Linked DNA regions of Homo sapiens: region 1 is linked to region 2. A link is a loop called in an ENCODE intact Hi-C map of the cell type or tissue named here. Cell type or tissue: ascending aorta. All regions are shown on one strand. Links, peaks and the distances in the headings refer to the core of each region. The heading gives the core; the rest is flanking DNA. Region 1 overlaps EDIL3-DT (EDIL3 divergent transcript). Region 2 has its middle 110 kb from the start of HAPLN1.

What was found. A loop is a pair of places that touch in the nucleus more often than their neighbours do. Peaks named below come from ENCODE experiments on the same cell type or tissue, not always from the same donor. Only the 100,000 strongest peaks of a DNase experiment are listed, where the experiment ranks them.
Region 1: it touches region 2 in a loop (6-fold over the local background); 1 of 110 quality-filtered maps calls a loop at or near these places.

Annotation. Positions count from the first base shown.
Region 1 is chr5:84,391,196-84,395,604 of GRCh38, reverse strand. All of the region lies in intron 2 of EDIL3-DT (EDIL3 divergent transcript), which reads right to left. Among named protein-coding and RNA genes, the nearest start is that of EDIL3, 8.5 kb to the right of the region's middle. In ascending aorta, for the core only: a CTCF peak has its summit at 1,636; a DNase peak (open chromatin) is centred at 1,404; H3K27ac peaks cover 1,995 bases.
Region 2 is chr5:83,825,677-83,830,085 of GRCh38, reverse strand. No RefSeq gene overlaps it. Among named protein-coding and RNA genes, the nearest start is that of HAPLN1, 110 kb to the right of the region's middle. In ascending aorta, for the core only: no CTCF peak of the experiment used is centred there; no DNase peak of the experiment used is centred there.

The sequences.
Region 1 (4,409 bases), core at 86-4,085, 570 kb before region 2:
AGATAGAAGCTATTTTCAAATTGACCTGCATAATTGAAGCAAACCCAAGTTTCAATGGGATATATTTTAATGAAAAAAAAAGGCATCTAAGTTTATCAAGTACAATATATACTAGAAATTCATAAAAGTCAAACTATGAGGTCTTGGTACCAGAAAACACAAAAGAGAAAATGGAACTGTATGCAAGGGATCATGTTTGTATGAAAAGTAATATTTGAAAAAGGTGACATTTTAAGTCAGTAGATTTATTAAATATTTGGCCAGGGAAAATTAATTTGATATGTCTTGAAGAAAGAAAAAATATAAGAAAAATAACTAATAATAAAAAATTCAAAATAAAATAGAAATTACATTAGAATATTTGTAGCTTACAAAACATTTTATGGAGTGGTTATTTTTACATACATATATACAAAGGAATTATGATGGCTTCTGATTTTATTTTTACCCCATGCTATAGGCTAAATGGAAGGCTTAGCCACTGTCAGAAAATTACCTTAAATTTATGAACTCATTTACCAAGAACTGAACGGGCTTAGAAATTAGAAAGCAACAATACTCTAGTCTTTACCCTAAGCTGTCTGCGAGTTGGTGCTTATTGCTCCTGTGGGAAGAAATCCTTAGCCAAAAGTCTCAGTGACTGCCAGGAACAGTGATTTAGGGTCTATGCCATCCATTTCCTCCATAAGACTGTGTTTTAGGACAAAGGTGCCATTTGAGACCCAAAAAAGGATATCTGTTTCAAAGCATTAAAAGGATTTTACAGAACTAATTAGAAGCAAAGGGCTGTCTGTCTTCCTTATTAAAAATGCAAGTTATTCAGAGAATTCATAAGAGTATTCTTCTACATTTGAAAAAACTGAAATTAAGTATTAAAGAGCTAAAAGAAATATAATAATTAAAACTAAGTTCAGTAGAATGTAAAACAGATAAAACAATAAAACATTTTGCTGTGGCTAAAAAATATAAAAGGTAAAAGGCCTAGAAGCTCCTTTTAATTAAAGTAAACTGGCTAAAAGTTGTGGATCAATAGTCTCTGCATTTAGTTATCAAAACCATGGCTTTTCTTTTTCTTTTTATTTTTTATTTCACAATGGAGACTCACTTTGTCACCCAGTCTGGAGGGCTATGGTGCGATCTCAGCTCACTGCAACCTCCACCTTCCAGGTTCAAGCAATTCTCCTGCCTCAGCCTCCTGAGTAGCTGAGATTACAGGTGTCTGCCACGGTGCCTGGCTAATTTTTTGTAGTTTTAGTAGAGACAGGGTTTCACTGTGTTAGGATGGTGTCGATCTCATGACCTCGTGATCTGCCGGCCTCGGCCTCCCAAAGTGCTGTGATAACAGGTGTGAGCCACTGCGCCCAGCCAACCAGGGCTTTTCTAAGGGGAAAACTTCCTGTATTTTCAATCATTGCTTAAGATCCCTAGGCAGCGTCTTAGACAGAACTGAGTCACCACCTCAGGGCATAGCCAGAGTGACACATTATTTAGTAGAGGAAAGGAAAATGTTAAAATAATACAAGGATATTTTCAGCTGATGCTGAGTCAGATAGTTACAGGAAAAACTGCAAAAGTTTCCACCACTTACCCTAAATGCTATTATATCTCCTACTTATAAATAGAAAGACTAGAGGCCAGGTGTGGTAGCTCAGGCCTACAATCCCAGCACTTTTGGGAGGCTGAGGCAGGTGGAATGCTTGAGGCCGAGTTTGAGACCCCATCTCTACAAAAAAAAAAAAAAAAGGACTAGAAAATAGTTCATATATTAAATTCAATGTGGGATTTATTTTTAAAAGTAGACGAATGCAATTAAAAATTTTTTTAGCAGGGTCATCTATCTTCCATTTTGACGCCTTTTTAATTTATTCATCTCCACTATGAATGTTAAAGGGATTGGCCAGATTTATCAATTAAATATCATGCTTTTAAATTGACTTGTAGTATGTAGTTTCAATTTTATGTCTGATTATGTTTTGGAAAACATTCAAGAATGCATGCCTCATAATAAAAGATTAAATAATAATTCAGTTAAAGAATTTTTTTCAATTTTATTTGTTGATGACTGAGTGAAGGCTCTCAATTCAATTGGCTTTTACTATACAGTTTACAACTTGTCACATCAAAATGTACAGTTTTAAATATCTCAGGTCACAAATTGCTTTTCAAATCAAGTTGCATCCATATAAATGTTCTTGAGAAAAAAATGATTATGTGAATCAAACTAAAATCTCTGAATTTTAAAAATTAAGACAGGCAATTGTGCAATTTTGCATCATTGTCTGTTTTACATATGCTTTATAATTTTGTTTTTGAAACTAGAAGTTTACTAGAATTAAAGTCCCAGGATCATTAAGTAAATCAAGAAAGGAAAGATGTCCTTGTGTTTTCAAAAGGTTATACCTGGTTTGAATTCTTACTTTTGTATGAATCATCTCAAAAGCAAAAGATTAAGTTGTTATAATTTTCTTTTTTAATAATATCATCATCATGTATAAATGTAGGTTTTTGAGACGGACCAAAACAAAAATAAGAATTCAAACCAGGTGATTCTTTCTATACAATGTTTTGAAAACATAATGACATCATGCCTTTCTTAATTTATTTAATGTTTCTGGGACCTTAGCTTCGTATTGAAATCATGATATTTTCTTAATTTTTCCAATTTTAATATTAGCATTATGGTTTTTGAAGAAATGTATATATTTAAAATCTCTAATAAATTATTTTATATTATATTAATATAGTGATAAATTTAAGACAAATTACAATTGTGCTATGAGACATGCATGGGTATTTTATCTTATTTTAAGGAAATATATTAATTACTGTATATTTTAGGGAGAATGTACTACTAGACCCATTTTATCTACAGACAGAAAGAACAGAATCTGTATCAATATAAAACACATAAAATTAAATGATATTCTCCAATGGCTGAGAAACAAGCTATATTTTAAATTGCGGTTGCCCAAAATAACATATATTAAAATATATTCCATTTCCGTTTTATTTTTTAAATAAAACAGTGATTGTGAAAACAAATAATTTTTTATTGACAGATTTTTCTCTTTAAGTTGTAGCCCATGTTGGAACAAAGAAAACCCAAGAGGATCTTCTCTATTCATAACCCTTGACATTTATTTATAGATGGTGTACACATTATTTCTTTAGATTTCCTTTAGTTTCATATTTGGTCCAATTACTATGCTTGATGTATCAGGTATCTTTTATATCTTAAATAAATAAATCTCTGACTCAATTTTCAGCAATGTGATAAACGGAGGAAAAGAGAAGAATATGGCAATGAAAACTAGATAAAAGGGGAAATAGTCTAAGACGGTCCTTTGGCCTATTATAATACGTTTTTCCCTAGATAACCACATAACTCCTGCTATGGTGGGTGTGGAAGATTTTATCATCCCTTTCTTTTAAATCAAAAGACAATGAGTTCCAATTTTCTGTCAAATGCAACGTCAAAGCTTAAGACATCCAATTCTACCAATTCTTGATAAGCCTCTTTTTATTTACTGTAGAGAAAAGATAATTTCCCTCCTTTATCCTATCCTGCATATTCATGGACACTTATTTCCTTCCTACACTGATGTTAATGTCTTACTCTTTTTTTTTTTTTCTGAGCAAATGCTGGTATAGAGAAAATGGCTGTAGTGCATGCACTGGAAATGGGAGACAAGAGTCCTTGTGCTGTGCCTTGGAGGTCATTAGAGTGGTCCCATTAGAGTGAAAAATAGTCCAAGTGTGTCCATTTATTTAAAATCTATTACATAATACCAGTTATAACAATTTGATGGAAAAAATAAGCATGAAAATTCGAAGAGGAGGTAAGGAGGTAAAACTAAAGTTCTTTTCAGATGTGATGATTTTATGTCTAGAAAACCCAAAATAATAAACGAAAAAGCTAATAATGTAAATTATAAAAGACAATTTACAATTTATAAAGTAACTGGGTTTAACATTAGTGCACATATATAGACACACATACACACACACACACACACACACACACACACAAAGATAGCCTTCCTATAAATGTAGAAGAGCCAGTTACAAAATATAATGAAGAAATTTGCATTTAGGTAGGCATATAAAAATATAAAATATCTAAATAGAAACTTAACAAGAGAAACACAGAAGAAAATTGGATATATACATAGGTATACTAATACTATAAATATATTTATTATGTTTTTTTCAACTAGACAAGCTCACTCTAAAGTTCATGTAGGAAAAAAAATAAATGTACATTAGTCAGGGAGTATTTTTTAAAAAAGAAGTAGATGATGTTTACCCTAGTAGTTATTAAAAAAAAATTAAAACAACAATTAGGCATGTAGTACTGGCACACGAATAGATAACCCAATGGAACAGTCTATAAAAGCAAGCAGTAGAGC
Region 2 (4,409 bases), core at 186-4,185:
TGCTAAAAGATAAAAGAAGCAGCAGCAGCAGCAGCAGTAGCAATAGCAGTTCTGTGAGTTCCAAACCAGTTTCAACCTGAAGTCAACCATTTGTGATATTTTAAATCACACGGAATGGAATGAGTTATCTAATAAGTGACATGCTTTTAATCTATTTTGAAGAGAGGAAAAAAAAAACAAGAGTTAGATTTTCGCTTCCTGTTGTACACAAAAATAATTCAAAATGTTTTAAAGATAAAAGTATTAAAGTCAATAGAGTGCAAGAAGTTTATGCTTTAATGCACTCCCTCTATTCCAAACACATAGGAATAAAATATAGAAATGAAAAAGCAAAAGGGCATAACAAGATCAAAAGCAAAGTAAAACTTTTTTTGAATCAGAAACAGAAAAGAAATTGAAGACACTGAGTGGGTTCCAAAGCCATTGGTCATCTAAGTGTCCAAAAGCAGGCAGAGTAGTTAAGGGTTCAGGTCCTATGAGCAAGAGACACCAAAACTGTTCCAGGTGAGTCAGAAACCACTGTTTCCAGCTACAGACAGGAAAGAAATTTCCTACCACCTACTCCATCCCTTGAAAAGACACTTAACAACAACAACAATAACAGCAACAAACTATTCCCAACTGCTTCCTAAGGTTATTTCTATAGAGCAACTGACTTCAGGAGGTAATGAACACAGAAACAGTGTGGAATAAAATTTTAAATCAAGAGACCTGTAGTCTCTAGATTGCTTATATCCTTCAATATCACTGCAGGGAAGAAACTTTAAACCATAATTATGAGACCTTGTTTTGGACTATGAGTTTGGATGGAAGCAACCTTAGAACTGCCAACCAGACATTGAAACCAAAGAACACAGAATGTCTCGGAACATTTCAAGTAATTAATATCATACAGACTTTGTTTTCTACCCACAATGCAAGCAACTTAGATAGGAAGGAATAGACACATATGTAAACACAAACACACACACAAACATATTAGAACCTTAAAATGATACTCTGACTTCTCTTCAGATGACATAAATTTTTCATCTTTTAAGATGTTCTGCTAAGTAGCTCATGAGATAAAAAGGAAACTATGATAGAAATTATGAAACATTTAGACACAAATAACAATGAAAGTACTACAGAGAAAAAGTGGGATCCAGTTTTCACAATTGCAAGAATGAAAATATGTACACTGAAGTTCATTTATTTGAAAAGGAAAATACTTTAAAACTAAATGACTTTTTAAAAAAGCTAAATGAATTAACCATTTAACACAGCAGCTTAGGAAAAATAAGAAAGTTGAAGCAAGAAAATAATAAAGTTAAGAACAGGTATTAGCGAAATAGAAAACATAGAAACAAAAGCATTAATGAAATAAAAATCTGATTTGCTGAAAAAGCAAATAAAATAGAAAAATACCCAATAAGACTAATTAATAAAATAAAACACTTATGTAATTAGCAATGAAATAAGACACACTTACACATATAAAGCACATTTAAAACCAAATTAAGTTCAGAAACCAATCTGATATATATGCCAAAATCCTAAATAAAATATTATCTAGATGAGCAAACTTGTGTGGAAAATAATACATCATGACCTATTTCTGTTTATTTTGGAAATATAAGAAGTGCTCAATAATAAAAGATATTAAGTATTACACTAATGAACAGATGAGAGGGAAAACCACATGGTCATAATAATAAATGCAGAAAAAAGTGTTTCATAAAATTCAAACAACTATGATTTTTAAAACATTCAGAAAATAAATGCAGATGCTAATTTCACTATTGGATTTTAAATCTTAGCCAATGCAAATATATTTAAAATATTTTGGAATTTAGAAATATATTGGAAATGAAGAAACAAAATTATATGTACTGGCTATCTATGTGATTATTTGGAAATTTCACTAGTAGATTTCACAGAGTGTGCAGGATGCAAAGTCAACATAAAAATTAATAAGATTCCTACACACCAATAATAACCAATTAGAAAATATAATTTAAAATTTCTTGTTCTTTTTTTTTTCTTTTTTTTTTTATACTTTAAGTTTTAGGGTACATGTGCACATTGTGCAGGTTAGTTACATATGTATACATGTGCCATGCTGGTGCGCTGCACCCACTAACTCGTCATCTAGCCTTAGGTATATCTCCCAATGCTATCCCTCCCCATGAAGGGGAATTTCTTGTCCTTTATAGATAACAAAAGCAACTCCAAAATCATCATGCAGCCAGGAATAAACTTAAGAAAAGAAAACCTTAAGAATTTAAAGGAATAATATTTTGTTAAAAGCACTTAGAAGCAGGCTTGAATAAATAGAGATATATTCATGGATGGAAAGGCTTAAAATTGCAAATATGTAAATTCTCTCCTTGATTTTTAATTTTATAAACACAGGTTTTATTTGAATTTTATGAGAACCATGTGAAGCCTTATTTTTTTTAGTAATCTTAGCCTGGAAGTCTGTGTTAGCCAGTTTCATCAGAACGTCTTATTATTTATTTCCCTAGTCCCTATCAGATGTATTTGCGTCATCTGGTTCTCAATTGTGGCTGCCCATTCACAATTTTAATTCTGTTATCTGTGCCACCTGACCTTGGGATTTTTCGGTTCTGACTCCTAGTAACTGGGCTTGGCAACTACTGAACTACTGAACTCTCTTCTTACCTCCTACCCTAGATCTTTTCTCAATAGTTTCTCTGGAACTGTTCCCTGAAACACTGCTAGTATGTAGTTGCATAATCCCATTGCACAAACCAGTCTTTGGCCATACCCACTGAATGACTTCTTATTTAGTTTTCCACCAAAAGCCTTAGGAAAAATTTTTTTAATGCATAAATGCTTCATTTCTGCTAATATATGTCTCATAATGGGTGTGCCACTATCCCTGATGTTGTACCACTGGAAATGGGATTTTCAGACCCAAACAATGACTCACTGAGGTGCCATTTCTAGAAATCTAGTCATTTGTACCTAGGAAATTGGCCAATCTCAGGAAGTAATAAATAGTTTACCAAAAGGGAAGTTAAAGCTTCAAGTGAATTGAAGTCTTGTGAGATTTTAATGAATCAAAGCCATTTAAAAAAAATAATAACCTTAGGTAACTTTTAACGCATGAAGTTCTGATTCTTTCAGAACTAAAAAGCAACGAAACGACACAACTATTTTGAAAACTTTTTTTATTAGAAGAAACCTAGATAATGACTGCATTTTATGAGGTTGATTTAAAAATACATTGTACATACGAAGGTGTAAATTTAACTGTCAAACACTTTATTTAAAAATTAAGCAGGTCAAATAATTTGTTCCCTTTGACTTATTTTTTGGCACTACTTTATTGGATGTGAATAAAAATCAAATATTGAATAGCACCCTTCTCAAAAGAACTATTTAAAAATAATCTTAGACATAATATTCCATGATTGTAAGTCCAAGGAAAATAACAAAGATTCAGTCCCATAATCCAGATATTGGAGATTTAAAATTGTTATTTGTTCATGTTAAAAAAAGAAGAGATGTTAAAAAGAAAGCAGATTTTTTGACCTCTTAAAGTGAATAGAGACAGAGGGATGGCTGGGTTCAGCCCACACAGAGTTATAAACTACACCGGTGATTTTCTTTCCTTTTTCCATTTCTTTTCCTAATTCAGCTAGATATACATTCCACAGTGCTCCAGTTTTGCAGAAACAATCTTCTCTGTTTAACTCTGACCTGACCTTGCCTGTTTTGAGTCCCATTACCTACGAAACTTTCAAATGTTTTAGGTATCTGATAAAAATGAAACAAGGATATTTTGTTTTTCAGTGTACAATGCTTCTATTTCTATCACCATGTCAACTCCATGGGCAATCAAACATCTGGAGATAAACTTTATAGCATCCTTCCTATATTTTAAAGATAATTGCCTTGTCCCCTTATAGTTCTGAATTCATTATTCTCAGTTGATTTAGCAAGACCATGTTAATATCAACATCAACAGACATGAGAAACTAAGGAGGGCTAAACTTCTGTCTGTCATGATTGATTATCTAAATTTTTGTGGGTAAAGATGCCCCTGTACACAACAGTCTGAGCACACTAGATCCTGATAACAGTATTATTTACTTATTAGTCTCCATTAATAATTTGTGGAAACTTGTGTGACTATAGCAAGTGTGAGGGTTAATTTTGTGTCAAATTGACTGGGCCATGAGGTGCCCAGATACTTAGTTAAACATTAGTTCTGGCTGTGTCTGTGAGGGTATTTCTGGATGAGATTTACATTTGAATCCCTGGTCTGCAAGACTGCCTTCTCCAACGTGGCTGACCCTTACCCAATTTCTTGAAGGCCTGAATAGAACGAAAAGGATGAGTAAGAAAGAATTGTTTATCTCCATCTGACTATATTTGAGCTGGGACATTGTTCTTCTGCC